Linked DNA regions of Homo sapiens: region 1 is linked to region 2. The links are chromatin loops, found by intact Hi-C in ENCODE. Cell type or tissue: ascending aorta. All regions are shown on one strand. Links, peaks and the distances in the headings refer to the core of each region. The heading gives the core; the rest is flanking DNA. Region 1 holds the start of LINC02872 (long intergenic non-protein coding RNA 2872). Region 2 has its middle 170 kb from the start of DAPK1.

The links. Peaks named below come from ENCODE experiments on the same cell type or tissue, not always from the same donor. Only the 100,000 strongest peaks of a DNase experiment are listed, where the experiment ranks them.
Region 1: a loop joins it to region 2, with 4 times the contacts of the local background. A loop is called at or near these places in 3 of 110 quality-filtered maps.

The regions. Positions count from the first base shown.
Region 1 is chr9:87,142,024-87,158,506 of GRCh38, reverse strand. It overlaps LINC02872 (long intergenic non-protein coding RNA 2872), which reads right to left and starts at 9,863. Exons shown (of 2, transcript NR_161226.1): 1 at 9,609-9,863; 2 at 1-1,934. RefSeq lists enhancers at 9,244-9,751, 9,752-10,260. In ascending aorta, for the core only: a CTCF peak has its summit at 9,795; DNase peaks (open chromatin) are centred at 9,636, 9,936 and 10,506; H3K4me3 peaks cover 1,446 bases; H3K27ac peaks cover 3,020 bases.
Region 2 is chr9:87,316,988-87,333,470 of GRCh38, reverse strand. No RefSeq gene overlaps it. Among named protein-coding and RNA genes, the nearest start is that of DAPK1, 170 kb to the left of the region's middle. In ascending aorta, for the core only: a CTCF peak has its summit at 8,625; no DNase peak of the experiment used is centred there.

The DNA.
Region 1 (16,483 bases), core at 5,146-13,145, 180 kb after region 2:
TTACTGCAGGAGGAGGAATAAATGAGTGGGCTTCATCCACAATGTCCCCCCAGCAGCACATGGTGGCAGGGGAAGGGGTTAGCCAGCACAAAAGGGCAGATGTGGTCAAAATGTTTTTGCTCTGCTGGAAACACTGGTCATTTGGCTAAAAAGAGTTTTCTTGGGGTTTTTAAATTTGTACCCATCTGTGTTTCCGGGTGGTAGGCATTGCTAGAGCCCACACTGCCATACACGGGAGAAAAAAATTAATGAACAAAAGAAAACAAACACATAAACAACACCCAAGGCACTCCCTGCTACATGATGCCTTGAGTATGGAGGAAATCGCCAGTTTTTATTTCTTTTTCCAACTTCGGAGTCTTCTGTGGGTTGCTTTATAAATTTTGTCCAGAGCTTTTTGTTATTGTTAGTAGGAAGAATAGGGCGGAACATGCTTAGTCCATTTAGTCTAGAAACTAAGTTGTGGAGATCTACTCACTTTTTATGAAACTGTCCCCCAGAATATACTCTGTACCTGCCCCACCTTCCTGCTCCCTGAAAACCCCAGTAGGTCGTTTCTCCACGCCTGGGTCTGGATCATGGCCAGTAACGCTTTCTGACCCCACCTCCCCATGCCTCAGGGGTCACGTGGTCTCCGAATTTAGGTTCCATATCTCATCTAGCAAAGAGGTGAAGGCTTGCATGCTCTATAAACCATGTTACCCCTATACACCGTGCTTATCTAGGTAGTAACTGCTGATACAGTCCCCACACTTACCTCCTGAGGACAAACACTAATGCTCAGAGGCAGTGCCATTGAAGCCATAAGAAGGAAATACTTTCATAACCGCCTCATAATATTCAAAGTTTCTCCCCCACTAGGCAGTCAAATTTCACATTATTATGCCCTTTCTCATATCCGCTTCCAAATTATGCTGCCTCAAGCCTGCCAGCCAAAGAAAGGCCCTGTTCCCGAGCCAGCTGTGTCTCAGACAGTTGCTTACCTGCCAAGGCTTGAAGACTACCTCTGCACGGGTAATTAATTCTGTTCTCAGTCAAGGGCTTTCACATGAATCTGTTCCTGGTTTTCCCTATTTATAGGTTATTTTATACTCACAACTCTCCCTCTTTAACAAACAAAAAATAGTATGAAAACAATGTCAGCAACAAGAACAAATAAATAAATAAAAACTCCCTGCATCCTGCCACTCTGCTCTGATTACCACCATCTCTTCTTTCCTTTTCAGACAAGTTTCTTGGAATGGTAATCAATGAGTCCTCATATCCTCCCTGAGATTCATATCCTATCTCAGCTTTGTTTAACTCTCACCACTTCATTAAAGTTCATCAAGGCCTTCAACAAACTGAATATTGCCAACGCCAGAGGGTACTTGCTAGTCCCCCTAACCCGTCACCCTTTCTCAATACTCTCAGCTCTTCTGCTTCTGTGATAGTCCTCTCTTTTTCCTCCCACCTCTGTAATAGTTTTTCACCTTCTTCATGAACTTCTCAGCAGCCCATCATCCCTTCAACATGAATGTTAATAAGATGATGATGACGATGATGATAACCCTCCCCAGCATGTACTGAGCTCTTATGCCAGGTTCTAGGACAGGTAGCTGGAATGCATCATAACATTTAATTCTCATAAAAATCCATTTTTGGAATGTGGAAACTGAGAAATGTCAAGTTATTTGCCCAAGTTTAGGCAGCTATTCCATGGCAGGGGATTTAGGCAGGGGATTTACCAAAGAGATTCATCTTTGGTCTGTTTCACAGTTCACTTTGCATCTTCTCTTTGAATTATTTTGGCTGTTTTCATGGTCTTCCCGAGTGACATCTATCAAGAGGTTTTTCCAATCTGGGCTTCCGACTCCTAAATCAGACTTTCTCCTGAAGTTGTCAATCTGGATATCCTCTACTGTATTAGTCAGGGTTTTCCGGAGAAACAGAACCTATAGGATAGATAGGTATATCGATAAAAATAAATTTATTATAGGAACTAGCTCATGTGCTGATGGCAGTTGAAAGTTCAACAGATGATCTGCTGTCTGCAGACTGGAGAACCAGGGAAACCAATGATGTAATTCAGTCTAAGTCCAAAGGCCAGCAAATTAGGAGGCTAGTGGTAAAAGTTCCAGTCTAAGTCCAAAAACCTGAGAACCAGGAGTGCTGATATCTGAGGGTAGGAGAAGATGAATGTTTCAGCTCAAGCAGAGAGAGAGAGAGAATTTGCTCTTCTTCTGCTTTTTTGTTCTATTAGGTACTCAAATAATTGGACAATGCCCACACACATTGGTGAGGGTGGATCTTCTTTGTGCAGTTTTCTGATTCAAATGCTAATCTCTTCTGAGACACAAGCACAGACACATCCAGAAATAAAGTTTTACCAGTGATCTGGGCATCCCATAGCCCAGTCAAGTTGACACACAAAATTAACCATACACTTAGAAACCTCATAGAACTCATAATATTCCCTCCTCTATGCCACCTGATCCTTCTGCTGTGTTCTGGGTCTTTGTGATTGAGATAGCTAGCTTCCACCCAGTCGTACAGGGGAAACACACAAAACATTTTCGACTCCTCCTCTCTCCTTTGCCCTTCACTTATCATAAAGCCTATTAATTTTATTTCCTGTTTCTAGAATCCAGCTTTTCTTCTCACCCCAACTAGTACTCTCAGGCTCAGGTTCTCATACCTTCTCTTTTGGTTATAGCAATGAATTCCTACAAAGTTTTCCTACTTTCATTTTATCTTTTTTTAAGTCAGTAAGCTTCACTTAAAGTGTCTTCCCTCCTCCATTCCTTCCCCCTAAAACACCCAAAACATAAACATGGCAATTTGGGTTATCTATTGCTGTGTAACAATCCACATGAAAACTTGGAAGTCTAAGATAATTTATGATTATATCTCCAATTCTGTGGGTTGTTAAGGGGCAATCCTCAGTTGGGGTATTTCATGCAGTTGCATTCAGATGGTGGCTTGGAATGGAGTCATCTAAAGGCCTGACTTGGCTGGATGTTCATGATAGCAATGCACAAGATAGTTTTGGCTGGGAGCTCAGCTGGGGTGACTGACCAGAGCACCTACATGTGGCATCTCCATGGGGTTTAGACTCTGACCGCATGGCAGTTTGCTTCTAAGAGGAGATGTCATGGTCCAGGAGCTAGTATTCTGAGAGAACTAGGCAGAAGCTGCAGGACTACTTAAGACTTCTTCTTAGAATGTCACTTCTGTTGTCTTCCCTAAGCCAAGCAGTTGCTTAGGCCAGCCTAAACTCAAGAAGAGAAAAATTAAAGCCTACCTTTTAATGCAGTGAGCAGTACACATGCACAGAGAGGAAAGCCAGTGAGGTGATATCTTGGAGACTATCTACCTCAATGACCATATCATTTTCATGTGTCTAACTCCTGAATTGCTCACCAATCACTGGGACATGAAGTCCAAGCTCCCTGTAGTACAATGCATAGACTTTCTAGAGTTTGCAACACTGACTTCTCCAACATCTTTTCCTTCCACTCCCAGCCCTCCACATTTATTGCTTATACATCTCTCTATCCTGCCTCTGCCATAGACCTTAATGGTTATTCCCTCTCGCCACCCACCTTAATATCCTTACTAAACCTTCTTTTCTTAGTCAACTTCTACTTCATCCTTTAAGGCCACTTAGACACCACATCCTCCAGGAAGCTCTCCTGGAATCCCAGCTTGGGTAGGGTGAGCCACTTTTGTGGGCTTCTGTTGCACCCTTAGTGCACTTATCATAATACTTGTTATAATATAATATTTGTGTTGATATTATACATTCATGTTTCTCTTTCCCTTCACACCCCTAGATGATTAGCCCCTTGAAGGCAGGAGCCATATCCCATCCATCTTTGTACCTTTGGTGCACTTTGGTGTGGTAGCTTTGCAATGTGTCAACTTGCCTAGACAGAACTACATTTCCCAGAATTTCCTCCCCTGCATGTTTCTGGTTAGAGTGAGCCACAAAAGAGCCTCCTATGGGACATGTGAAGGTTGGAGGTGAAGCAGCAGCCTTTTTTGTAGCTCACACATATGCTGCTTGTTGCTGGTGTGGGACAGCAGGCCCCTGCTGTCCTGCTTTGGCCTCTTGGCTCCTGGGCCAGCTCTGTGATAAAGGGCACAAGCTTTTCCTGCAGGACACCCACACCATCAAAGTCAGAGGCAGCAAGAATTGGCATGAGTCTCAGTCCATCCTCATGGGTTCCAGCTTGTGCCCGTGGGCTCCATCTTGTCCTTGCTTCCCCACTGCCTGCCTTGTGGACAATGTCCTTACAGAGATTGCTTAGCAAGAACCCACAACTTTGTAAGGTACAAATCCCTGTAACAAAGATACACACACACACACACATAGGTATATATGTATATGTGTGTATAAGTGTGTGTCTGTGTGTTTGACATGCATACATAAAACATGTATTACCTCCTAGTGCGTCTGCTTCTGATTGAACTATGACTGACATAGATGAGAGGGTTTATCAGGAAAAATTTGAGACATGTCAAAAACAATGACAAATCACCTGCTTTTTAAAATAATCATTGCTGTAATAATATTACAACTAATCATATCTCCATGCCGTCTCTTCACCATCCCACAGGACAGTGTCAGAGAGGCTGGGTTCGAGGCTGGCTCTATCACTTTCTAGCTATGTTTGTTGGGCAAACTCCAAACCTCAGTTTCCTCATCTGTAAAATGTAAGAAACAATTGTGTCTACCTCATGGGTTCATGGAGGATTAAGAGATAATACACTTGGAGGATTAAGAGATAATACACTTGAATTTCTTAGTATGTGCCTAACATGTAATTAATGTTTAAACCAAGTTAGCTAATATTAACTGTATAAAATACATAACTACTTGTAGATAGCACATTTGTCCCCATAATAATTTATATTCCATCCATGTACATTTACACTCATAATTCAGAAACTGCATTTGTGTTATTGAAGTGCAGAGATTACAGTGCACTTCAGAGGTCATGAGTATAAGTATTTTTACACTGTTCCGAATCATTTATGGGTTAAAAAGTTTATAATAAAATATCTCAAAAATTAATAAAAGTATAAGATTAAAATTATGTAGTCTGCTTGCTTGTGTTGATGGCATTAAACCCAGAATGAGATAACCCCTTCATTCCTTTGGCTCTTTCAGAAATCATCCTTCAGCCTTAGAGTTTTAAACTCTTCCTTCTTTAAAAACTGAATCAGACTGGGCGCAGTGGCTCATCCCTGTAATCCCAGCACTTTGAGAGGCCAAGATGGGTGGATCACTTGCGGTCAGAAGTTCAAGATCAGCCTGGCCAATATGGTGAAACCCTGTCTGTACTAAAAAATATAAAACAATTAGCCGGGGATGGTAGCGCACGCCTGTAATCCCAGCTACTCTGGAGGCTGGGGCAGAAGGGTAGCTTGAACCCAGGAGGCGGAGGCTGCAGTGAGCTGAGATCATGCTACCGCACTCCAGCCTGGGTGACAGAGGGAGACTCCATCTCAAACAAACAAACAACAACAACAACAACAACAACAAAACCAAACCTGAATCTATCTATACATTTAAAACGGCTTTGTAAATTCCAAATCATTTGTCCTTTTCACTTTATCTTTTTAGAGTAATTTCAGAAGGTAGACATAGCCATGGCATTTAGAACCAGTTTTAATATTGATCTGTCTAGAAGCCTTCCAAGATCCCACTAAAATCTTTACAAAATGAGGAAATGAAGACAGTTTTTAGAAGTCCCATTGGTTCTTAGGGACAGGGCTTGCAGGAATGTGCAAGACAGAGGGTGAGAGAATGACTTGGGATGATGTGACTTTTCTATTCATTTTGCCTTTTGGAACATTCAATTTTTCTGAGCTCTCTTTGTTTATGAATTGAAAATGCTTTTGTTTATTAAGTTAATTAAATTATTTTAAGAACATAAACAATGCGAGATAAGGGACTCAAACATTGTGAGCCTCTCTGTCTCTCTCTGTGCTAACAAACGGTCGGTGTCATAATAAAACAAGTATATTTCTAAATAAGGCAAAAACGCCCGGGTCCTGTCTGATGAAGCAAGAAGCCAGACAGAGCTTCCTACTGTTTCTCCTGCCCCTGACGCACACTGGGACCCTCAGAAACTCAGCGTTATATGACAGAGACAAAAGGTTAGTTCCCAGACAACAATGGACAATGCCTTGATATTTGTTTATCACCCCTCAGCGACTGGGGAAGGCTCTAGATTGTGAGAACTCAAAGCAGGGCTTTCCCATATCTGCCTTAGACTGTAACAATCTGGATATATACATATTCTTACCCCACTACCCTATACACATCTTGAGAGCAAACCACAGTCTGTATTCCCACTTGTCATGTAGGAGGCATTACAAATCAATTATATTCTACAGAATAGAGAAACAATTTGCGTTTTTTAGCAAATTAAACTTTAGTTCAAATATAATGTTATACACTTCAAATATTGAGATTAAGCAAACTAAAGCCTCACCCACTCCTTTTTCAGCACCCTTAAATGAGTTCCTAGGAGGCTCCAGAACCTTGTCTTAAAGATAAACGATGAGATGAAAATGCTTGCATTTCTAAATGCTGTTTCCTGAGGAACTCAATGTAATATTTTTAAGGTTCAAGAAGATGGAGTGTATATCTTGAGTCATAGACAGAACACGTTCATTGTCAGTGCTGGGCTCAGCATGTGACTGACGGGTGCTGATCCTGGCTCTTACAGTCCCCAGATTCTGAGAGCCACCTGGCACAAGGGGCATCCTCCTATGCTGCAGATGGCCAAGGGCAAAGGTCAGAGGGCCTGATGCGCTCTTGACTCTTTCTTGCTTCTATCTTGCCTCTAACTCCTGCCTTCCTATGCATGGGCTTCCTTCCATTACCTGAATCACCACAGCGCCTATGAATTCCCAGTAAGCAATTTGTTTAAAATGTAGACCCACTCAACTTCCAGGAGCTCGTGGAAGATGGGTGGGTATACATTTTTAGGAATGAGAAGGGAACTAGTATTTCAGTTCCTATCCTGAAGCATGCATCATCCTCAAATTGAAAAGAAAGTGGATAAAATTAGAACATGTTCACTGCCTTTGAGGAACTCATGGTCTCATGGAAAGACAGCATGTCCTATCTTGTACTGTGGATTTGTCTTGAGAGCAGATGTGATGTCTCTTCCAGAACTGTTGGGGGCAAGAGTAGGGTTCTCCCAATGCCTAGGATCATTGATCATTGTGATCATGATGCACAAAACAGTCTAGCCTGTTCTTCTTAAGTTTCAAGTAAATTTCAAAGATCCAAGGAAACCCATGTGTCATGACCTCCAAAATAAAATTTGGAGACGAAGAATGATGGCTTTCTGCTCTTAGAGGAGGAACAGATGACAGGAAGCAATGTCACTGGAAGTGGGGTTTCCTCTTTTGTGAAATCCACATATTGCCATTTGTTTCCTGTTGTCCTCGGTGTTTTGTCAGTAGCTTGTGGAGGAGAATGAGCAGAGGTGTGCTTTATTGTGTCTGAGCCACAACGCTGACTTTATGATGATACAGCTGTGTTCTTGCTGTTCACCTTTCATTATTACTTCCATGGAGTTCACTGCTGGCTACTATACATCACAACACTGACAACTGATGTAACCTCTGACAAGTTTAGCTGTAGCCAGTGGGACCTGTGTTCTAGATGGTTTGATTTGTGCCTACAGCTTCTTGTTTGGATGATAGATTATACAAACACCCAGGTCATAGCCAATACGCAGTTATACAGCTCACTTTTTTCGTGTGATTTTGGTTGGGTGATTTTGTTAACGAGTATTTACAGTTTTTCACACCTAAACTCACAGTATGAAGCTACTCCATGTTTATTGCTTTGCATGGTACTGCAAAACTGCATTTATTGTGCTTTCATCAGAAACGCTTCTTTGAGACATAAACATTGCCTGTTTTTCACTCCGTTTTTAAAAAACAAATTAAGCAGGCACTCATTTATGAAGGTACTTCAGGTAAAAGAGAGGAAAGGTTCCCAAAAGGGATGTGTGGGGGCCACTTGAGGGCTGTCTTTCATGTCAATCTCAGCCATTCCTCAGGAATTTCTATTTTCTTTTTGACACTGCCCAAGTGGCAATCCCACCCTGTCCCCTGTCCCTGACCTTGGACACGGGGAGCAGCACTGTCCCACGGAGGGGGAGACAGAAGAAGGGAAGATGGTGAGCCCAGCCACTCCTCAGCCCAATTGGGTTTCCTCAGCAACATCTTACCCCAGACTGTCCTCTCTCTTCGCTCCTCTGCTCCAGACAGGATGGTTTCCATGTGCTGCTTCTCTGCGATCTTTCTTTCCTCTTATGTCTTTCATTATGAAACCAAAGTGCTAGAGGGATTGGGGACTATGGGGGACCGACAAAATCCCATGTTCATGAAGAAGGAAGAGAATGCTCGTGGGAGGGGGGCTGAGGCCTGCAGACATGGGGATGGAAAGTTGCCGCCTTAGTCATCTGAGGCTGCTCTAACAGGATACCATACACTGGGTGGCTAATAAGCAACAGATGTTTGTTCCCACAGTTCTGGGGGCTGGGAAGCTCAAGAGCAAGGCACCAGCAGATTCAGCATCTGGTGAGGGTCTGTTTCCTGGTTTGTATAGAAGGTGCCTTTTCCCTGTGTCCTCATATGGTGGGAAGGGCAAGGCAGCTCTCTGGGGCCTTTTTTATAAGGGCACTGATCCCACTCATGAGGACTTTCATGCCCTGATCATTTCCCAAAGGCCCCACCTCCTAATAATACCATCACATTCAGACGGCAGCAGCCTCCTCTTCATTCTGAAAACCTCCCTCAATAACAATCTTTGTTTCAAAAGGATTTCAAGGCAGAGATTTTGATACCCACTGGGGCTTTTATCCTGTTTTTCAGAGGTTTGAGAGGGTTGACAACAGCTGTGGTTGGAATAAGAGGAGTTAATGGTAATGGAAAGGAAGTTGACACCTGAGGAGGACAGTTGGGGTCACAGGATAAAGTGCCTACAAGGTTTCTATCACTGGGAAAGCTGACTGGCTAACCCTGGCTGCTTGGAACGCCGTGTCTATGCCATTCCACCTTCCTCGCAACTTGGCAGGTCTTCATCCAGACTCCATCCCTGCATTACCTTTCCTGGTCTCCATTAAGATGCAGCCTTCCCGAGGACAAGGGAACTGCTGGGCGACTTAGACAGTGAGGCCCTTTGCTGCTCATCACAACCAGCGTCTCTGGAACCCCAGAAAGGCAGCCTGGGATCAGGCGGAGGCAGACATTACTTATGGATGAAGGGGTAGAGAGCGAGTCAAGGGGTAGAGAGAGGGTCTAGGTGTAAAACGGGCACCAAACCACCACACAGGACTACCCCAGTCAGGATAAAAGGTGAGGCTATTTAAGCATCAGAACGTGCTCCCTCGACCCCAGAGCCTGCCCAGAATGTTGGGGGCTGCCACCTGCTTGCCTGCGAGGCCTCCATGCTCTCGGGCGCTCATGTTCCCATCTGCTTGCTGCAGCACTAATGAAGAAACTCGACTGCCAGGCATGCTTGGAGGAATAACTCATGAAACAGATTGTAAAGCCGGGGCCCATGACTTGCTCTTTTGGGACTTGGCACTTACGTCTCTTTTTCCATTTGCACCGACTGAGCAGGAGGCCAGGCCTCCCCGCCCGGGCCTTGCGAGCGAGGCCCCTTTCCTCTGTCCGCCAGTTCTCCCACTCGGCCCCCACACCCCCAGGAGGAGATGCAGGGGAGCTCTGCTGACGCCGAGGCCGCGCCTGCTCCACATTCCAAGCGGGACACGGCCTGAGTCCCGTGGGCCCTGCCCGGAGGCCCCTGGGTGTGAATCTGTTTCTCCCCTCTCGCTGGCTGCCGCGCCGCCTTCAGGCTTTTTTTTTTCTCGCTCTCTCTCGCCGTTCCCCGGGCAGGCAGCGTCTGCTTTTCAGCGCGCGGACATTTCCGGCTGGCGGGGGACAGAAGGGACCGCGGCCAGCCAGTTCCCGTTCCCGTTCCCGCCTGGCTGCAGGCGCAGCTGCGATGACTTCATGACTCTGCAATGGCCGCGGGGCCGGGAAACAGGGCCGGGATTGTATTAACGGGATGGAAAGTAGCAAGTTTGAAAGAGACCCGTGGCAGACTCCACCTCCTGCCTTACTACCTTTTTTTCAAAAATTGCTCTTATCTCCAGCAAAAACTCCCTGAGTGCCTTTTCCCTCTCCTGGCAGCACTGGAAGGAGGGCCGCCTTGGAAAACGTGTCCTCCTCAGACCTGAGTCCCCCGGGCCCTCCTCAGCCAGGATCAATGTAGAGGGAATGCCAAATACTCAACCGCCTTTAGGTGGGGTTTTAGGTTTGAGGGGAAATAATGAAATTTTGCATTTGAATCTGAAAATGAGTCTGGCAGCCTGAGTGGTTGGGTGAAGAAATGGCCCTGTTTCTCCTATTAGCTTGTCCTCCCACCTCGGGGAGAGTCTGACCCGGTGAGGTGGCCACAAGACCCTAAGAGCCCTGCTCCACCGAGTTCCAGAACGCGGAGAACTGAGACCCAGGCACCACGTGACTTGATTGTCAAGCTGCCTGACATTTCAGTGTGGTGGCAATGGACCTGGTGTGCCTGGGTGGGAGGAACATGTGGACATGGATTGTCAGATATGACTATGTACGTGGTGGCATTGCTTGTGATGGTGAAAAATTGGATTGTTTATCAACAGGGAATCAAACAGGGAATAAGTAAAGTGTGTGTGTGCTGTATTTATATGATGGAATTGTATACAGCAGTTAAAATAAATAAAAGTGATCTAGTTGAACTAGCCTGGGATAAGGCTCAAAAAAAAAATGAGCAATTTGCAGAATGAAACTGCAGTATGAAACCATTTATGTAAGAAAAGAATGAGGGCGAGGGAGAGAGAAAGAAGAAAAGAAAAACAAGAAAAACCCTCATGAAGAAATACCGCTCTCTGTGCTGCACTATAGGCTACTATAGACCATATATAAAAGGACTGCAAGGCTAAATCCCCAAACCCCAAACTATCCAAGGGGAGGGTTCAGAGGGATAGAAATTGGAGAATGTGGTCAAAAGGCACTTTTGAGTAAATGTCCTAATATTTCAGAAGAGAATGAATTCACTTATTTCTTATGTAATTAAAAATTCATTACAAAATAGGGGAAAATGAAGTGTTAGTGGTTTACAAACTTCATCCATCCAGATTGAGCAGATGTGGAGCTTTGCCATTGACTTATTTGTGAGTAATTAGTGGTTTCGGTTTTTTTTTCTTTTGCTGAGATGCAGCAAATTGATATGATTAAAAGGGTGAGACAAGGTATGTGTGAGTGTGCGTGTTCATAAATCAACAGGTGACTGTGTTAAGTAACCCTCAAGAGAGTCCTTTTTCAAGTAGTTAGTCTGTCATACGTGGCCTTGCTGAGCCGCAGGGTCATCATCCCGTCAGGCCAAACACGGGGCTGCAGCATTTATTGCTCTAATTGTGCTGTTTAGAAACAGGTGACACACAAAGGCTAGGGAGCCCTGATCTGTTTTTGGAGACCTGCCGTCTCCCTTTGTACCTTCCACTTGGAAAATCTTGCAGGTAGACATCAATTAGCAATGCAAACACCATGTTGGAAATTCACTTTATTTGGGGGCTTGTTGGGGGGGGGTGGTCAGGTAAGTGAATAATTTAGCTAAGAATTCTGCAAACCCAAAGGTAGTGATTACTATAGACAGAGATTTTAAAATATGGATGAAGCTTGTGTGTGTGTGTGTGTGTGTGTAGAATTAACAATACAAAATTTTAAAATTATTTTAAAAACATTCTTTTATTAAAGGAGAATATTTAAAATTAGAAAATAAATTATAAACTTATTAGGAAATAGCTTGCTTATGTTTTAGAATCAGTATGAATATTACTAGTTGTTTTCAAAAATAATATTTTCCCTAACTATAATAGTTATATTCTCATTGTAGAAAACTCAGTAAAGAAAAGTGTAAACAACACAATTAAAAGCAAACAAAAATGAAGCAGTAGCTAACTCCTGATGGTTGAATTATGGATGTTTTCTTTTAGACTTTTCTATTATAAATATAACAAAATCTCCATCCTACTGGTGATATTACTTTGTAGCCTGTTTTTATCATACTGTTAATATGTGAGAGGCCCCCAATCCAGAAGTTTTCCTGTACCTCCTTCCAGCCAGTTTCCTACCCACCCCAGGCATTGGTGGCCACTGGTCTGATTTTTATCACTATCGTGTTGCCTTTTTCGGAATGTGATATGAATGGCATCATACAGTATGTAGCCTTTTGTGACAAGCTTCTTTCATTTATCATAATGCTTTTAGAGTCTTCTATGTTGTTTCAAATATCAGAAGTTCTGTCTTTTGTGCTGAATAGAACCCCATTGTATGGGCATATTACAATTTGTTTATCTATCATTTGCGGGGATTTGCTGAACATTTAGATCTAGTCTGTGGGTCAAAGTCTGTCACCTGTTTTGGAATACTCTTGGATATTATTTCTTCAAATAATGCTCTGCCCCATTTCAGCCTCTCCTCTCCTTCTGGGACTCAAGTTGCAGCTGTGCTAGGGAGCATTTGATTGGGTTCCTTATATCTCTTATGCTCTATTTTGTTCTTTTCCTTTTTTTCTCTTGGTGCATCAGTTGGATCTTTTCTGTAGATTTCAACTACACTGTATTTTTTCTTTCAGATCCTTGAATATTTCTGATGCTATTGCTATGAGGCTGGTGCAAATAGAATCTGAAATTTTACTTCCATCCCTTTTTTGCCTGGTTAATTCTTAGTCATCATCTAGATTTTGCTTCCCCAGGAATGCCTTCTCTGACCTCCAAGATGAAGCCGGATGACAGCCCCTCAAAGTACTAAGCCTCTTTCCTCTTGAACACTAACCAAAGTTGCAGAATTTGTCTGCCTTCCTCTCTAGACCATAAGCTTTACAGGGCAGAGATTGGTCTGCTTTTTGTTTATTGTTGTTTCCCCATCTGTAGCCTGGTTCCTGAAACATAGTAAGATCCTAATATTTTTGAAATGTTCCCCCTTCAGGTAGTTGGGGGTTGGCTTCCTGAGATTCTTTAGGTAACCTCATCATAGCTCGGGGTATCTCATCTATGCCTTTGCACCAAGCATCCCACGCTTGGTGATGGTCTTTACAGAAATGTCTACTGCATGTGGCCTTAGTTGACTTCAGAGATGGAAGATCAAACCAATGCAAGAAGGGCATGATCAGAGATATTTCTGCCATAGCATGGTTAGAATACCAAGCTGAAAACAGAACATAAGCTTGAACATAGCTGTAGTGGATAACCCTCAGACTCATGGGGAACTGTTGGCTCTTTTGGCTGAACTCTTGGTTATAAACTTCTAATTTTGCGGTTGACCTAGAAATTCTCATTTCTGGAAAATGACTGAGCCAATTCTCTGTTCTCCTAGTTTGCAAAGAGCTTCTGTTGTTTCCGACTAACATTAACTTGCCACACTGGCTTACTTTCACTCTTATTCTCTAGGGGAACAAGGTTTCTTTCTTTCCTTCTTTCTTTCTTTCTTTCTTTCTTTCTTTCTTTCTTTCTTTCTTTCTTTCTTTCTTCCTTTCTTTCTTTTCTTCCTTCCTTCCTTCCTTCCTTCCTTCCTTTCTTCCTTTCTTTCCTTTTCTTTTCCTTCCTTCTTTCTTTCGTTCTCTTTCTCCCTTCCTTCCTTTTTCCTTTTCCTTTCCTCTTTCTTTCTATATGTTCTTCCCTGAGGAAGACAAAAATTTGTAACTTCCTTTCCCTGAGGAAGACAAAAATATATAAGTCCATACAGTATAATTAGAATTTCAACCAAAGGAGCCTCATTAATAAACTTCAGAGGACATAAATTTTTCACTGGGTAAGTAGATGAGTTCAGTGTCCTATATAATATATCAAAATGCCCAGGAAATTTTTCTGGAACATATGTATATAGAAATCTATGAATCTATAGATAATAGCAGTAGTAAGAAGAAGATATAAATGAGAATATAGGTACTATCTCATTTAATCCTCATACGTATCAGAACATAAGGCATTGTTACTAATTTATAGAGATGTGAATTTAAGTACAAGGATTGTAAGTTGCAGGGGTCAACTAATGGTGAAACTGGGAAAGATGCTCAGTGCAAAACCCATGCATAAGACTAAGATGAGAGGAAAAACATGAAGGATATAGATAGTGCTTCTTTAATTTACATTCGCTCTTGTTTTTAGGGAAATTGTACTTTCAGCAAATTTAACTAGCTAATGCATAGTTCTGATCTAATGCATAGTCTCCACTACCTGAAACCTTCCAGTAGCTCTTTATTGTCTAACCAAAGCCAGGCAAGTTTGCCTGTCATGAGCTTTCCCAGAGACTTTTCATCATTTTCTACATGCCCTGGCACAATGAGAATTTCAAAAGGGGTTAGTTTATCAAACTTATTTTCCTACGGACTGTCTTTTATCCTGGAGCATCTTTCAGTTTCCCAGTGATCTTGGGAAATGCAACATAGAAAATAAAATTTAAATATCTAAGTCTGTTCTTCATTTCTTAGTTTATACCTTTCTGGCCATCTCAAAGTTTTGCAAGGGCCAGACCGGGAATGTAAATGAAAGAAGCCAGGAGAAATGAAATGATGGGTGATAATTACCTTCCATAGTAAGAGGAGGGGAGTGGTCTACTAGGAAGTATTTGCTTATTAAAAGGAGAAAACCACTGAATGTCATGTGAAATATAGCCTCAGAATTGCCAGGCAGTTTGATACTCTAAGTGAATTTGGGAACTTGAATTTTGATCTATACTATCATTATTTTTAAAGGATGGCAACTAGTTCAGATTTAAAACTCTCTGTGGGTGAACACTGTGTGAGCCAAGCATGACCCATCTACAAGCTGAATTTGGCTTAAAGACAGCCAGTTTGTGACTTTTCTACATGATGGTATCTCGACTACTTTTTCCTGTTTATCTCTAAAATGACAAAAAATTGTTGAATATAAACTTCTTATTTTAGGGAGGAGTATGCCAATTTTTTTCTATTCATTTTTCAGGATAAATGTCTCTCACACACACCTCTTTCTTTATATACATGTATGCAAATATAAACCAGTCACACCCATATTTGATTAGCTCATTTTCTAGGTTCACCTCATTTTGAAGGTTGTGAATGTTGTGACAAGCTGTGGACTTATCTTCTTTTCTGCATTCCCACATGCAGCAAGTACAGTGATCAGCACTATTTAGTCACAGGCTACTAGACCGGTGTGTAGTTGACTTGAGCTACTTTTTATAGAATCTATTTCTATGTGGTACAACTGGTGGTAGTTTCTGTGTATCCATGTGTTTGCTCCTAATACCTCTGAAAATATCTGCAGAGGAAGTAAATTATCTTGTAGATGAGCTCATTTTGAGCCACTAGGGTAATTGATGGAGGTTTGGAAAACTGGATAGAAGAAAAAATACTGATATTCCCCTTTAAAAGGTGCATGCTTTTATTTTTTTATTTTTATTTTTATTTTTTTTGAGACAGAGTCTCACTCTGTCGCCCAGGCTGGAGTGCAGTGGCGTGATCTCGGCTCACTGCAACCTCCACCTCCCGGGTTCAAGCAATTCTCCTGCCTCAACCTCCTGAGTAGCTGGGATTACAGGCACCTGCTACCATGCCCGATTAATTTTTGTATTTTTAATAGAGACGGGGTTTCACCATGTTGGCCCGGCTGGTCTTGAACTCCTGACCTCAGGTGATCCACCCGCCTTGGCCTCCCAAAGTGCTGGGATTATAGGCATGAGCCACTGTGCCTGGCCTCATGCTTTTAAAAGTAGAGAATAAGTAATTCTTTTAATCCCATTATAAGTAGAGCTCTAGTTTAAGATACTAATAAAGCGCTTGTTCTGTAGGTGTGGGAATTTCTATTGGCATCAATAGTTTTCAAAGCATGGGGGAATCTAATGTGGCTGTCACCACCATTAACTTCATGCTGAGTATATCTCACCCATTTCTTCTCCTACTCAGTGAGCTTTAATCACTCTTCACTCCTCTGTGAAACCTACTCTGACTGCTTCACCTTCCTTTCTTGTGGAAAGGTAATCACTCCCTTTTCTGCAGTGTATGTATCTGGTGCAATGAGAGCACCCTGTGAAAATGCTGTAGGAGAATAACATCTCTGCTTGTCTATTCCTCTCCTCCATATGCAACCATGAGAGCTACAGTGGCCATGTCATCTGTAAATCTCAGTTCTTCATACTGTTCTTCCTACCCAGGAGATGCTCAATGAACATGGAATGAATGGCTGTTTGAATAAAACATGGAAATTTTGAAAGTAACAGGTAGAATGACGACTAGAACTATCTATCCATGGAACGGACATCTTTGAGCCCTCCATCACTTGGGGGTGTTCAGGTGGAAGTTGGATGACAGCTATGGAAAATATATCTGTAGGAGTTAGAAGACTTGAATGACATCCTCTCCCAGGTCCTTTCTAGTTATGACATAATC
Region 2 (16,483 bases), core at 4,853-12,852:
GTGTGGACACAGGCCCACAGCACGTGAAGGTTAGAAGTCTGCAGGAGATTCTTTTTTTTGTGTGACAAGGTCTCGCTCTGTGACCCAGGCTGAAATCCAGTGGTGTGATCTCGGTTCACTGCACCTTGGTCTTAAACCATCCTCCCACCTCAGCCTCCAGGGTAGCTGGGACCACAGGCATGCACCACCACACCAGCTAATTTTTTGTATTTTTAGTAGAGATGTGGTCTCACCATGTTGCCCAGGCTTGTCTCGAATTCCTGAGCTCAAGCAATCCACCCTCCTCAGCCTCCAAAAGTGCTGGGATTACAGGCATGAGCCACCATGCCTGACTTCTACAGGAGAGTCTAGCAGCGTGGACTGGAGTCGAAGGCCAGGACAGTGGTGGCAGGCACCAGGGCAGAGGGCTGGTGGGCATGGAAGACCTGGAACACTGGGTCTGCAGAGCTCCCCCTGAAATCATCCCTTGGCTCCCATTCGCTCATAATCTGAGCAAGAGAGACCCTAGAAAGGGCCGGGGGGCACTCGGGTTGTCTCTGTATACAATCCTAAGGACTCACATAGATGTTCCTGGAAATAGACAGCAGTCACTGCTAATTAGCTAGCTAGTGGGTGCTCAGAGTATGGAGACTGGTGTATGAGAGGCAATGTGATGGCAAAGTCAAGTTGCCAGCCTCTGAAGCCTGGCCTGTTCTTATCTGTCATATGGTGAGAACTTTGAGGGCAAAGATTCTTCTATTTTCACCACCATGCAAAGTGTCCATGATAGTAGGAAGCAGTAACTCAAGAAATACTTACTAGTTTCTATTTGACTGTTTTGACCTTGGGCTTTATTTTTATTTATTTATTTTTCCATCCAAGGAAGCATCAAAATAAAGGTTGGTGTGTAAATCAGATTGATGTGGGTAAATCAGTAGTTAATAAAATTAAGATTTTTTTCTTCTTGATTCACTTGCAAGCATGACTTGGATAATTTGCAATTATATCTCAGGAAGAATTAAACAATTATATGATGCAAATGAGCTTAAAATGATGCCCTTTGGGATCAAATGCACACAACTGCTTTATCGCTGGAGATTTGCACAGGATTTGTATTTCAGCTGTCTAATGCTAGTAACAAACCACCCTAAAATTTAACAGCTTAAAACAACAACCATTTTATTATCTTTCCCAGTTCTACAAGTTGATTGAGCTCATTTGGAAGAAGCTTCTGCTACACATGATTTTGGCTGTGGCTGCAGTAATTTTGGGGCTTGATTGGGTTAAAATGTCCCAAAGGGCTCATTCACAGAGCTGGCCATTGCTGTGTATAGTGCTGGCCATTGCCTGGGACCTCAGCTGGGGCTTAGTTCTCTTTCATATGGCCTTCTCCATGTGTAGGTTGGGGTTTTTCACAATATAGCATCTTGAGTCTAAGAATAGGCACCCGAAAGGAAGGAAGCAGAAATTGTCAGTTCTCAGAAGGCTGAACTCACTTAAGGCTGCCTTTGAAGGCAGTCCACTTAAGGCTGGACCAATTCTGTTGGTCAAAGAAGTCATAGAGCCAGCCCAGATTCAAGAGGAGATGAAATAAAACTCCACTCACTGTGAGAGTGGCACACATGTGCACAGGGGCCCCATCTTTAGATACTACCTACCACAATATGCAAAATATACTCATCTCCTCTCCTCATATTAGCATCATGGTATTGGCTCAAACAAAGTACAGGATCATATTACTAGCTTCAAGCATGGATAGGAATCCTTGAGTGCAGCTTCTCTGGTGTGGTTTCTTGAGAGAAAATTCCTCTAAACTAGAAAGACAAGTTATCTGCCCTGTATACAACCTCTCACATAAAATGTGAAAAAGGGACAAGATAAATGCAATAAATGCTCCCATTCAAAAAGTGGGAAAACAACAGGCCAATAGCTTTAACTAGTTCATAGCAATTCTGAAATCCAGCCAGGCATGTGTTGTCATTTTTTGAATCAGGATCTCTTTCATGGTTCTCTGTGGTTCTTGACTCAGCTCTCTAGTGACCTGTTCTTTTCTATAAGAAATTATCTATGCTTGCAGCTGAGTAGGAGACAGTCTCAATCTCCTTTCTCTTTATAAGAGGTTAAGGACCCAGAGACCTCTTTTCATTTTGAACCATCTCTGTATCTTTTAGACCAAGTTAATATAATTCCTTTAAAAACCTTATAGGTTTCCTGTGCATCAAATTATAATTCCAATCCCTTAGATAAATGCGACACTCAGAATTCTCCTTGAGACAGGAGCATCTAAACCTTGGACTGAGATTAAAAATGCTATAGAACAAATCCCTTAAGATTCTTGGAAGCCCTTCTGTCTTGGAAATGAAGAAGGTTATTGAGGCACTGTCTCAAATCTTTCTAAGGTCTTACGCCTGCACTTTTGATTTGAACATTTTCTCTGACACTATATTTTACTTGCAGCAACCTGGGTTTAATACTTGCCTTAAGGACATTTCTTCCTTTGAGAATCTTTTGTTGAGTCCTGAGTTCTCAACGTGTTTTCTAAATTCTGCTCTCAATCTGAGCAGTCCTTTTTTTTGGTTCATCTCTCTTTCCATTGGCTTCATAGTTTGACAGTGTTGTTAAATGTTCTACCAATATATTGTATGAGTTGCCTTTTCTTCAGCCTCCAATAACAATTTCCTCACTCTCCTTCCAGTCTCCTTTAGTGGTTTTTTGAGACCTTTCTGGCTCCCGCCTGCCCCACCCAGTCTTAAAGCCAATGTTGTATGTTTTTGGTTTCTGTTACAGTATCTCACTTCTAGATATCACGTTCTGTTTCAGCTATCAATTACTGTGGAATAAGCCAATTTAAAATACAGTAGCTTAAAACAACAGCCATCTTACTATTCCTAATTCTATGGGTGAAATGGACTTGGGGTCAGTTTTTCTGCTCCATGCGATGTCAGCTGACTCTGCAGTCTTCTGAGGGCTCGACTGGGAAGAAAGACCCAGGAGAGCTCACTCACATGTCTGGCAGTTGGTACTGCATGTTGGCTGGGAGCTGAGCTAGGGCTGTTTACCAAAGACCTTTGTTTTCCCCCATATGGGCCTTGCAATGTAGTTATTTAGGCTTCCTCAAAATTTGATGCCTCAGTTCCAAGAATGAATGTTCCAAGAAGGAGGTAGAAAGGGTCAGCTTAACTCCTGAGTTCAAAATTCACTTCTGACATATTTTATCCATCAGAGCAAGGGGCTAGCCCAGATTCAAAGGAAAAGAAGTACACTCCACCTCTCATTAGAGGAATGGATGTACATACAGGCAGGGAGAGTTGATAGCATGGTGGTCATCTTTGGAGACGACCACAGCTGGAGGATGGTGACTGCCTCTGTTAACAAGGAGTCACATGGAACTGGGTGCTACTTTTTCTTGTGTAGAGAAGACAAATAGCTCATTTCTAGAACTTTTCAATTATTTTCATATTTTCCCTTTGATTCATCCTACTCACTGAAGGCATGTTAATATCTACCATTTGCACAATTGAAATTTACTCTGTATATACTGAGAATTCACTATAAAAATGCATTTGATATTTCCTTCAGTTGGGCAAGATTCTTGGTAAAAAGTTAAAAAAATAAGAATTGAGGCCCGAAACAAAGTCTGAATTTAGTATTGATGTGCAGTATAAACTGTTGCCAAAGCATTTTTCTTTTTTTTTTGAGATGGAGTCTCACTCTGTCACCCAGGATGGAGTGTAGTGGCACGATCTCAGCTGGCTCACTGCAAGCTCTTCCTCCCGGATTCAAGCAATTCTCCTGTCTCAGCCTCCCCAGTTGCTAGGACTAAAGGCGCACACCACCATGCCTGGCCAATTTTTGTATTTTTAGTAGAGATGGGGTTTCACCATGTTGGTCAGTCTGGTCTCGAACTCCTAACCTCAGGTGATCCACCTGCCTCAGCCTCCCAAGGTGCTGGGATTACAGGCATGAGCCACCGCGCTCGGCAGGTACTAGAATTTTATTGTTGCATTGTTATGTAATAGGAAAGGAGGAGAAGGAAGGGGAGGAGAAGCGGACTACTTAAACGATCTAAAAGTCCACCCATGAGAGAATGGATGACTACTCTGTAGTAAAACAAGCAAATAAATCATTATATAACAATAAAAATGAATTAGAGCTGCAGGTATCAACATACAAAATCTTACCAACAATGTAAGAATCTTACCAACACGTAAAGAATTAGAATTGCTAATTCTAATACTGTAGGATTAACCCTGGACATAAGATCAAAATATAAAAACATACATACATAACAATGCGACAATAAAATTCTAGTACCTGCCGGGCGCGGTGGCTCATGCCTGTAATCCCAGCACTTTGGAAGGCCGAGGTGGGCAGATCACCTGAAGTCGGGAGTTCGAGACCAGTCTGACCAACATGGAGAAACCCCGTCTCTACTAAAAATACAAAATTAGCCGGGCGTGGTGGCGCATGCCTGTAATCCCAGCTACTAGGTAGGCTGAGGCAGGAGAATCGCTTGAACCTGGGAGGCGGAGGTTGCAGTGAGCTGAGATCGCACCATTGCACTCCAGCCTGGGCAACAAGAACAAAACTCTATCTCAAAAAAGAAAAAAAAAAAACAAAAATGAACTGGGTGTGGTGGCAGGCACCTGTAATCCCAGCTCCTCGGGAGGCTGAGGCAAGGGAATCGCTTGAACCTGGCAGGCGGAGGTTGTAGTGAGCCGAGATCGCACCACTGCACTCCAGCCTGGGTGACAGAGTGAGATTCCATCTCAAAATAAATAAATAAATAAATAAAATAAAATACATTAAAATTCTAGTACCTGTCTCCTTGTGAAAATGTGTGAGATTTTTCTTTTCCAGGATCTAGCAGGAGTGGAACTACTGTGTTGTGGAGACTCAGATATCTCTTATGCACAATTCATAGCCTCTTGGCCTGACCTACTTTTCCAGTTATTATAGTGGCAACCGGCTCTGTGAGAGCTCCAAGTGACTTTCCCTTGGTGTTCCCTGATCTGCCCCACCCCCTTCTGTGATGCCTGTCTCTTGCTTTGGCCTGGGATGAGGCATGAAACACTACAGACCATGCTCAGTGTTCATGCATGCACAGCCATGAAGCATGGCGGAGGCAACGCCACACGGGGCAAACATTTGACCCTGGGACATAGGAGCCAGTGGATAAATTCTTCCGCTTTGCACCCCTGGACTAACTGTCCTGTAGTGCCATTTGCATGGCTTCTTGAAGGGTGATCTCACTAGATCCAGCCACGGGAGCACTCTCTGCAGGTGGCCCCTGCCTCATTTCCCTTCCCTCTGTATTCCTGAGTCTCACTCTCATCACTACTGAGAGACCACCTATCTCTGGGGTGAGTCCAGCAGAGTCTGCCAGGGTTCTCTTCCTGCCATTGTGAATGTCCCCACATCCAAGTGGAGTAGAAGGAATGTGGTGGACTTGTGGGGAAACTGCTTATGATCAGTTGAGCTTTTGTGGCGGAAGTTACTCACACTGTAAATTCTACACCCAGGAATTTATGGAAATCTGGTCTTTAACTTTGAGTTTGGACAGACAAGTTTGGTGCTAGTGGAGATCCTAGTTTAGGGGTTGGTTTGGAGCAGTGTGAATCTACTAGGGATTTAGCTGAATATTCAGAATCAGGAGGTTAAAACAGATGTGAATCTGATGCCTATTGCTGGCTTGGATTAGTAGGCACCAGCCTCAGGGCACATGACTCAGCCAGCCCTGATTCTGCCTCCTCTAAAGCTAACATAATTTTCTGATAGAGTGTGTTGCATTATGGTCTATAATATTATTCATGCTACGAATACTTATTGAGAACCTACTGTATGCCAGATACTATTCTAAGTGCTTTAAAAACATTAATTTAATCCTCATGACGGCTCTGAAGTAATAAGTGTTATCTCATATGAGGAAATTGAGGCACAGAGGTTTAATAACTTACCTCAGGTCCCACAGTGGTCAAACTCTATTTGAACCCAGAAAGCCTACCCCTAGCCCCACACTATTAACCATTGGACTACACTGAGTCTTTTATTAGGTCTTCTTCTTCTTCTTCTTCTTCTCCTTCTTCCTCTTCTCCTCCTCCTCCTCCTCCTTCTTCTTCTTCTTGTTCTTCTTGTTCTTGTTCTTCTTCTTCTTTCTTCTTCTTTCTTCTTCTTCCTTCTTCTTCTTTCTTCTTTTCTTTCTTCTTCTTTCTTCTTCTTTTCTTCTTCTCTTCTTCTTCTTCTTCTTCTTTTCTTCTCCTTCTCCTCCTTCTTTCTTCTTCTTTCTCCTCCTCCTCCTCCTCCCCTTCTTCTTCCTTCTTCTTTGAGTCTTTTGTTAGTCCTTCTTCCTCCTCCTCCCCCTCCTTCTTCCCCTCCTCATCCTTCTTCTTCCTCTTGTTGAGACAGGATCTTGCTCCATCACCCAGACTGGAGTGCAGTGGTGCAGTCATGGCTCACTGCAGCCTATGTCTCCCAGGCTCAAGCGATTCTCCTTTCCAGCCTCCCAGGTAGCTGGGACTATAGGCATGCACTACCATACCTGGTTAATTTTTTCTATTCTTTGTAGAGGCAGGTTGTCACTATGTTGTCCAGGCTGGTCTCTGTCTCCTGGGCTCAAATGATCCTCCTACCTCGACTTCCCAAAGTGCTGGGATTACAGGTGCCAGCTACCATACCCAGCCAGTCCTTTCTTCCTTCCTCCCTTCTTTTATATTTTAATGTCCAAATTGAGGTATAACTAACATGGTAAAAAAAAAATACCCTTTTTAGGCACATCGTTCTGTGAATTTTGGAAAACACATATGCTCATGTAACCACCCCCAAAATCAAGTCATAGACATTCTCATCATCCCAAGGGGTCATTGTGCCTTTTCCTCTACCTAGTATCTGGCAACCAATGATCCATTCTCCTTCCCTGGAGGTTTGCTTTTTGGAGACTGTCACATGAATGGAATCCTATAGGACGTAGCGTTTTGAGTGGCCTTCTTTCACTTAGCATGAGATTCATTCATGTTGTTGCACATGTTAGCAATGTGTTTGTTTATGGCCGAGGAGCATTCCATTGCATGAATGTATAATAGTTTGTTTCTGCATTTACCAGTGGATGGATAGTTGTATTATTTCAAGTTTTTGATGATTATTAATAAAGCCACTGTAAATATTTATCTGCAGGTATCTGTGTGGACATATGTGTTTTCATGATCTTGGGTGAATACCTAGGAGTGAGATTGCTGGGTCATAAGTGAATGTTTAACTTTATAAGAGAAAGCTTTCCCAAAAACCCTGTGCCATTTTGCATTTCCATCAGCAATGCACAGGTTTTCCAGTTGCTATTATTATTTTTTTTTTTTGAGACAGAATTTTGCTCTGTCACCCAGGCTGGAGTGCAGTAGCACAATCTCGGCTCACTGCAACCTCTGCCTCCTGGGTTCAAGTGATTCTCCTGCCTCAGCCTTCTAAGTAGCTAGGATTATGGGCACCCACACCACGACTGGCTAAGTTTTGTATTTTTAGTAGTGATGGGGTTTCACCATGTTGGCCAGGCTGATCTCGAACTCCTGACCTCAAGTGATCCACCCGTCTTAGCCTCCCAAAGTGCTGGGATGACAGGCGTGAGCTACCATGCCCGGCCTTAAGTTACCCATTCTAATAGAGGTGTGGTGGTCTTTTTATGCATTTCGCTAATGACTAATGAGGTAGAGCATGCTTTCATGGGTTTATTTGCTATCTCTTTATCTTCTTTGGAATGTTTTCTTGTAAATAATATTTCATTTTCACTAACCATATGCTTATGAATACATATAACTTATTCCAACTCTACAAGTGAATGTTCATATACCATTCAAGTTTTTTATTTCCAATCATTATTGAAGATGAATAATAGTGTAGTTGTTAGGCACAGGAAGAAGGTTCAAGTTGCAGCTCAGCAACTTCCTAGCTGTGTACTCTAGACAAGTTGTTTGAAGCTCTGTGACTCTTTCCTCATCTGTAAAGTGAGGATGATAAGAGCATCTACTAGAAAGAGTTTTTGTGAGGACAAAGTGAAATGCCTCATGTGAGGTTTGTAAACAGTGCCTGACACATATGTAGTAAATGTTGCATAAGTGTTAGCTATCATCGTGATCTTTATTTTCATCTTCATCAACATCATCATCATTATCATCATCATCATCATCCGTGATTGAATTCAACAAAATGTATATGTATATTTTTACATATATAAATGTATATGTTCAACTAACATACATTTAGACAATTCACTCCTTTTAATCTAGTTACTGTAAAGAGACGTCACTTAACATAGGGGCCTCCAATTTCATGTTGCTGATTTCAAGGGCCCAGACGAACCTTTAAAACATTCTTTGGATTAAACAAGCATATAAGCTACTTGCTCCTCACAAACATCTTTAGGTGAATACACATCATTTTAATTAGGTAGAAATATGTCTTTGAGTTTTGTTGGGGACAGCTCAGTATTAAATTTCTGATAGGAAATTATGATGTTGTACGATTGTAATAGGATTTGAATTTGTGGACTAAATCTTTGCGCAAATAGATTTATACACAAACAATTTAATTTAATTCCATTAAATAATTAACTAATGATGTTGGTGACTATGGTGAACAGGACCTCTAAATGGGAGGATGTGGATATGTAATTACTCATTTTGTCCACTGAGAGGAGCCATTTCCATAGCAAAGATGGAACAAAGGTGAAAGGGAGATTGTGCTCACGACCCAATATTAACCTTAGTGTATAAAGTTACTTGTGCAGATGCCTGAAATCACTACGGTCCTACAATACTCAAATAAACCATGTTTTAAAAGTCAATACAATTAGCTGCAGTGATTTAAAACAAAAATCTGTTGAGTTTGGGTGGCAGTACATCTTCCCAGGGAGAGGTAAAGGGTAAAGATCATTTTTTTTCCTCTGTATCTCCTTCAGAAATACCCAGCACCAAATAAAAGTTAGTTGCAGGTAGCAATAGCAATAGAAATGTTTGCTGAGGGTTTGCTGTGTACTAAGTGTGTTGTAAACATTGGCTTATTTAATCCTCACACTGATTCTATAATGTTGGGAATAGTTGCCATCATTCCCATTTCACAGATTGGAAATGGAGGCACAGAGTGGTAAGTCAACCACCTGAGGTCACGGAGCTGGTAAGAAACAGGCAGTCTGGCTCTAAAACCCACGCTTCACTATGCTGTCTTTCAACTGTAAAGTCTGCAAGCCTTGGCTGAATGAGTGAATGAATGAATGATGGAGAAAGTGAGAGGATGAGACAGTGCAGACAGCTCGTCCAGGCCATGAAATCAGAAGTGTTTTCCCTTGAGACTCAGAGAGAAAAGTCAAAGTGGAAAAGTGGGCCCTCTGAACAGTTGCATGAACACAGCACAAATGTCAAAAGAGAACAGATAAGGAGGAACTTGTTTTGAATATATCTTAATATTGGAAATGATGTCAACAGTCCTTGGGGATAATGATCTTGGGGATAGTAAGAGAAGGTTTTGGCCTAGATGAAGTGAATATGGGGATGAGAAATGCAGTTTCCAGCTGGGCACTGTGGCTCACGCCTGTAATCCCAGTACTTTGGGAGGCTGAGGTGGGCGGATCACAGGGTCAAGGGATTGAGACCATCCTGGCCAACATGGCGAAACCCCATCTCTACTAAAAATACAAAAATTAGCTGGGTGTGGTGGCACACACCTGTAGTCCCAGCTACTCAGGAGGCTGAGACAGGAGAATCGCTTGAACCCGGGAGGCAGAGGTTGGGGTGAGCCGAGATCGCGCCATTGCACTCCAGCCTGGCGACGAGTGAGACTCGTCTCAAAAAAAAAAAAAAAAAAAAAGAAATGCAGTTTTCGTGAAAAATATGCTGTGTGGTACAAAACTGAACTGTGTTATGGTTTTATCTTTCCATATTTTATTAACATTTCAAAACTTGCCTCATCTTTCTTGACTGTCTTTAAAAGGTTTTTTGTTCCCCTTCTGCATTCCCCTCCCTCCTTTTTTAAAAAATTTTTTGCAGCTGTTTTCAAGCACTCTGGCTTTGTCATATTTTCTTGGCTTTGGTGACACGTGAACCCCAATTTGCCTGGTGATAAAAAAGGTCTCACAAAGAAATCCAAAAAGTTAAAAAAAAAGAAAGCTAGGACAATTTTTCCCACCTTAAAATGATTCTGCCACATTATATTCAACACAGAAAATATCAAAGATGAAAAAGTAAAGTGAATTATTTATAACTCAAAAGAGAGAGAAAATTTCTCTTTTTAGAGACTCTTCTGAGAAAGAATATCTAACATTCGGGGTGAGAGGTGCTTGTGGCCCTTGGAGAATCTTATGACCCATAGCTATGTTCACATTCAGATTTTTTTATTGGCTTAAAAAAAAGTATTTAGAAAAACTAACTTATGGAGACTGCTTGCTTTGCCAAGAGAAATGAGAGAACCCTATTTTATTACCCTTGTGAGTCATCTATTTTCTTGGTTCTGCAAAAAAAATTGTTATGAAACTCATCAAATATTACTTAGGAATAAAACCAGTGTTTGTGATTCATCTATAAAACAAATTAATTCACACAATTCAGTATAATCTTGACATCACGGTGCTGCAAAACAAGGCGTTGTCATTGAAAATCTGCCTGTTTTCAGGTATCAGTTGTTTATGCAGAAGCCTTTCTGGACCCTCTCTTGAGCTTTGTTTCAGCTCAGAATAAGAAACTCAGGCCGGGCACAGTGGCTCATACCTGTAATCCCAGTGTTTTGGGAGGCTGAGGTGGGCAGATCACTTGAGGTCAGGAGTTCAAGACCAGCCTGTCCAACATGGTGAAACCCTGTCTTTACTAAAAATACTAAAATTAGCCAGGCGTGATGGCACGCACCTGTGGTTCCAGGTACTCAGGAGGCTGAGGCAGGAGAATTGCTTGAACCCAGGAGGTGGAGGTTGCAGTGAGCTGAAGTCACACCACTGCACTCCAGCCTGGGTGACAGAGCAAGACTCTGTATCCAAAAAAAGAAAAAGAAAAAGAAAAAGAAAAAGTAAAAGACAGTCAGTCTGTCAGTCATTGGGTTGTGGTCAACTGCCTGAACTGCGTGGCCACCGAGCTGAAGGCTGGAAGGAAAGTGGCCTGTCTTGTGACTTATCTTTGATTTAGCAAGGTAGGGGCACCAGTGGCCAATGGGAACCCAGGAGAGTGGGGGCCAGAGCTCAGGAAGATCCCAGAGAAGAGGAGGCAGGTATCAGTTGCAGAGCGCCAAGAATCGTAACCAGAGAACCACATCCGTCAGCAAGTTCCAAAGGCATTGGGTGGGCCTGAGGAGGGTGAGAAAAGTCATCCAGAGCAGGCTCTGTGATCTGTGGAGCCACAGACACAAAACGGGCCACTGCTTGTAGGTTGTGTCCTTGCCACATGTTCTATGACTAGGTCAGGCGGGTTTAAGTATATGGTTGGCTGGAAACCACTAAGGCAAGAAAAAAAAAGAGGACATATCTATGTTATTAAAAAAAAAAGCATTTGACTACTTTAAAAAGAAAGTCTGCCTGGAAAATGGCATTGTCAGAAAAACTGAAGACACTCTCTTAAGAGATTAACCCTTGGTCTATGGAGTAGGAGGAAGGGGCTGGGCAGAGAAGAGGTTTTGGGTTGCAAAGTTTCCTCCATGTTTGCCTGCTCACCTGAGCTCTCATGGTCCCTAGAGATTTTCCCTTCACTTTCTTTCTCTGCCATCTCCACCCTTACTATGTTGAGAGGCAGCGGGTGGTGACTCAGAACCAGGGTATCCCAAGGCCCAAGCCTGGGTAGGGTAGCTGGGAGGGAAGGTTGGGGGAACCCATGTGTGTGGTAGGGACTATGCTTCTTTCATACTCTTACACTTTCAGTACATGTTGATTTCAACAGGCTAGGGTGGGCAAGTCTGGGAATCTATACATATATAAGTAATTCATGTATGTTTTGTCTATATAAGATACATATATAGATACATCATATATCTAGACTTATATAGATATACATCATATATCTGTAGCTCAAAGTATTAGTTTGTTTTCATGCTTCTAATAAAGACATACCTGAGACTAGGCAATTTACAAAAGAAAGAGGTTTAATGGACTTATTGTTTCACATGGCTGGGGAGGCCTCATGATCATGGTGGAAGGTGAAAGGCAAGGAGGAGCAAGTCACATCTTACGTGGATGGTGGCAGACAAAGAGAAGGAGCTTGTTTAAGGAAACTCCCGTTTTTAAAACCATCAGATCTCGTGAGACTTATTCACTATCAGAAGAACAACACAGGAAAGACGTGTCCCCATGATTCAATTACCTCCCACCAGGTCTCTCCCACAATACCTGTGAATTTAAGATGAGATTTGGGTGGGGACACAGACAAACCATATCACTTGATATACCATTTTTTGGTAGAAAATGTCCCCAAATATATTTCCTTTGGGAACCCACTACTTGGACATATTGGAGGAAGCCTGATATTGATCCATATTCTTTTCTGAGGACAAAGAGCCTAGCATTTTTTTGCATCTTTTTTTACTTCACCTGTGAAACAAGTTCACATTTTTCACATCTTAATGGAGCTTCCTTTTCCAAGAAAAGTGATTAACATGGATATCTTTAAAATCATAACAACTTGGGTTCCCCTCCTATCACACTGGGAACTTGAGGAAGATGTGTGATGTGTTTACAGCAGGGGTCCCCAGCCCCCAGTCCATGGACTGTTAGGAACTGGGCCAGGCAGTGGGAGGCACATGGTGGGCAAGCAAGTGAAGCTTCATCTGTATGTACAGTCACTCCCCATCACTCATATTACCACTTGAGCTTTACCTCCTGTCAGATCAGCAGTGGCATTAGATTCTTATGGGATCATGAACCCTATTGTGAACTGCACACGTGAGGGATCTAGGTTGCATGCTCCTTATAAGAATCTAATGCCTGATGATCTGTCACTGTCTCCCATCACCCCCAGATGGGACCATCTAGTTGCAGGAAAACAAGCTCAGGGCTCCCACTGGTTCTACATTATGGTGAGTTGTATAATTATTTCATTATATATTACAATATATAATAATAGACATAAAGTGCACAATACATGCAATGTGCTTGAATCATCCCCAAACCATCCCTCCACCCTTGTCCATGGAAAAATTGTCTTCCACAAAACCAGTTCCTGGTGCCAAAAAGGTTGGGGACCTCCAAGTTACAGGATACAACTGTTTTTATTATCATAGCAGACACTTACTACTGTTTTTCATCCTGCTTTATATATTTTTATTAATTTAATCCTCACGACAGTGCTATAGGGTGGATACTCCCCACTTTATAGATGAAGACACTGAGCTACTAAACGCCAGGCTGGCTCTGGGGTCAACTCTCTTAACCACTCTACCAGCCTGTCTCTCAAAATGAAAAGCAATTCATTTGTTTTATTCCCCTTTGTTTTTATACTAGAAAAATGAAATGCAATATCTCCTTCCAAACCTTCTGGAAAATTTGGATATTAAATCTTCTCAACTCAAGGAAAGGGAAACTAGTTTCACTTTGGGGAAGATTTTTGGGTCTAATGGGCTATCAACTCCAGTGTGAGAGTACTGGAAGAAAAATGAGTGTGAGGTGCAAATGCCTTTGGAAGTAAGAAAGGATCTTCAAGACAAAATGAGGTCAGTGAATGGGGGAAGCCAAGGAGGGAAACTGCAGAGGGGATGCATAGGACCTGGGACTTATCCAAAAGAAGTTGCTTGAGGAATAAGAGAGTTCTTATTCTGGGAAGATAATATGGTTTTGATCTGTGTCCCCACCAAATCTCATGTTGAATTGTAATCCCCATTGTTGAAGGTGGGGCCTGGTGGGAGCTGTTTGGGTCATGGGGGCAGATCCCTCATGGTTTGGTATTATCCATCCTCGAGATAGTGAGTAAGTTCTCTCAAATCTCGTTGTTTAAAAAAGTGTGACACCTCTTCCCTCCTGCTCTTGCTCCAGCTTTCACCATGTGAAGTGCCTGCTCCCATTTCACCTTCCGCCATGACTAAAACTCCCTGAGGCCTCCCCAGAAGCTGAGCAGATGCCGGCATCATGCCTGTATAGCCTACAGTACTATGAGCCAATTAAACCTCTTTTCTTTATAAATTACCCAGGTTTAGGTATTTCTTTCTAGCAATGTAAGAACAGCCTAACACAGAAGACTTGGGTGGGTGTTTGGATGTAGCCAAAGACAGGTATGAATGACAAAGTAGCTTGTCACTTCTGTGACTCTCAATGAGCCATGCCTCCTGGCATTCACACCCTTGTGCTGTCTCTTCCTCTTGATCTGATCCAGGTCTGTTAGAATGCTGGTAGAGGGGACCCAGTGCCAGGTGTGGACTTCAGCTTTAAGAAGGTTTGGCCATTTCTGATTGTGTATCTTGGAAGGATCGAACTTTGTGGAGAGAGAGAAGCCCATAGATTGCGTGGAGACTGAAGAACCCAGCCAACTGTGAGAATTGAGGCTACAGACTTCTGACTCCCATAAAGTGTCTCTGTCAGCCTTCAGCTACTTGAGCCGATCTAATTGAGGGACCAGATGTATGAGTGAAGAAGTCATCTTGGACATTCTAGCCTCGGCAGACATTGCATGGGACACAGACAAGCCACCCTCTGTGTGCTGTCTGAAATCCTGGTCGCAGAATCATGAGCAATGATAAAATGGTTGTTGGGAGAGACCAGCCACTAAGTTTTGGGTAGTTTGTTTCACAGCAATTGATAGCTAAACAAACAAACAAACAAACAAAATTCAGAAAAACCATGCATCATTTGCATGCCCAGGAGCTTCAGAGAAAGGGAGGCTTCATCTGCGCAGACCTAGCCCCTTCTCTTGATTCCAGCTCGGTGGATCTTAGTGAGATCTTCATTAGCATCCTTCATCTTACCTGTTGGTCACCTAGCTGTAGTGATGCCATAGACATTGCCTACATTCTCCCTGGTCACCCCATATAGACAACCCTCTCCTGCTCTTCTTGGGATATTCATAAGTGCAAACAAGTGGAGGGGGTGAAGACTTGTACGTCTGGTGGGAAAGTGTGGTAGTTCATTTTATGTTTTAACTTGGCTGGGCCACTGTACTTGGATATTTGGTCAAACATTATTCTGGATGTTTCTGTGAAGGTGTTTTTTGGATGACATTAATGCTTAAATTGGTGGATTTTGGGTAAAGCAGATTTCCCTTTATAATGTGGGTGGGTCTCATCTAGTCAATTGAAGACCTTAACAGAGCAAAGACTGACCACCCCCATTCCATCTTGTTGAGCAATAACGGATTCTGCCAGCAGACTGCCTTCAGACTCAAACTGCAACTTCCCTGCATCTCTAGCCTAGCGGCCACCACCATCAAATTTTTAACTCACCAAGCCTCCATAGTTGTGCAAGCCTATTTCTTAAAATGAATCTTTCTCTTTCTCTGTATGCATATCCTGTTGGTTCTGCCTCTCTGGAGAACGCTGACCAATAAGGATGGTGAGACTCCTTGCATATATTCTTTGTGTTGGTCAATAGAATATGCTCGAGACTGTCTAAGCTGGCACAGTAGTGAACGACTCTCTGTTACATGTATTAGAACAATTATTGGATTGAGAATTTGGAGCTCTGGGTCAGCCTCTGGCTCTGTTCCTCTCAATCTTAGGAAAACCAATCAACCTTCCTGGGCCTCAGTTTCATTAAGGCTATAGCTCTCAAAACTTTGTGTAATTTAAATATGGTTATTAGGATGAAATAACAATGGGGCCATTGTTACTGCAATAATGAGTGCTTAATCATGGCCCAGGTGGGGACCATATAATAAGCTTTTTAAAAATTTTTAATAAAGAGTTTTAAAAAGTGGGTATATTTTGCACTTTCTACTTTCTGCAGCTTAAGTTGTATGAGCTGAGTAGAAGTAGATTCTGGGGGTTACCATACTTAACCAATTACCCAAGGACATTAACTGGCACACCTGTTCACATTTACCCTTTTATGGCTTGAACTCAGAGCCAATAAAATTACAGTTTACCCAGTTCATTTTCATAATGCATCGATTGCTTTTAATAATACATTTTCTTCCAAGTGTCTGAGTGGACTGGGGATAATGGTCACTTCAGTGTCAGAGTCCACAACTTAAAGGAAAAGCCAATCCGATTCTCTTTTACTTAAGAGGCCTGACCCCTAGGAGATGGTGGCCTTTGTGCCTGGCCTGTTTGCTTTCTGGTTTTAGTGCAGGTTTGCTAGAGTGCTTACTGCTCTGTGTAAGCACGGTAGCCCCTCGGCCCTAGCAGAGCATTGAGGAGAAATGTGGTGGTTCTGTGCACTCCCAGAGCAGTGTCTCAGGTCATTAAGTGGTCACTGAGGAGGGCTGGCTTGGGTCACTTTTACGATATAAAGTAGCTGTGACCTGGAGCCTGTGAATACAGGAGTTTTCCAAAGTGACGTGGACACAGACTTTGCAGTTAACACTTCCTAAGTACTTTCTGACTCCCAGGAAGATCCCTTTGGTCT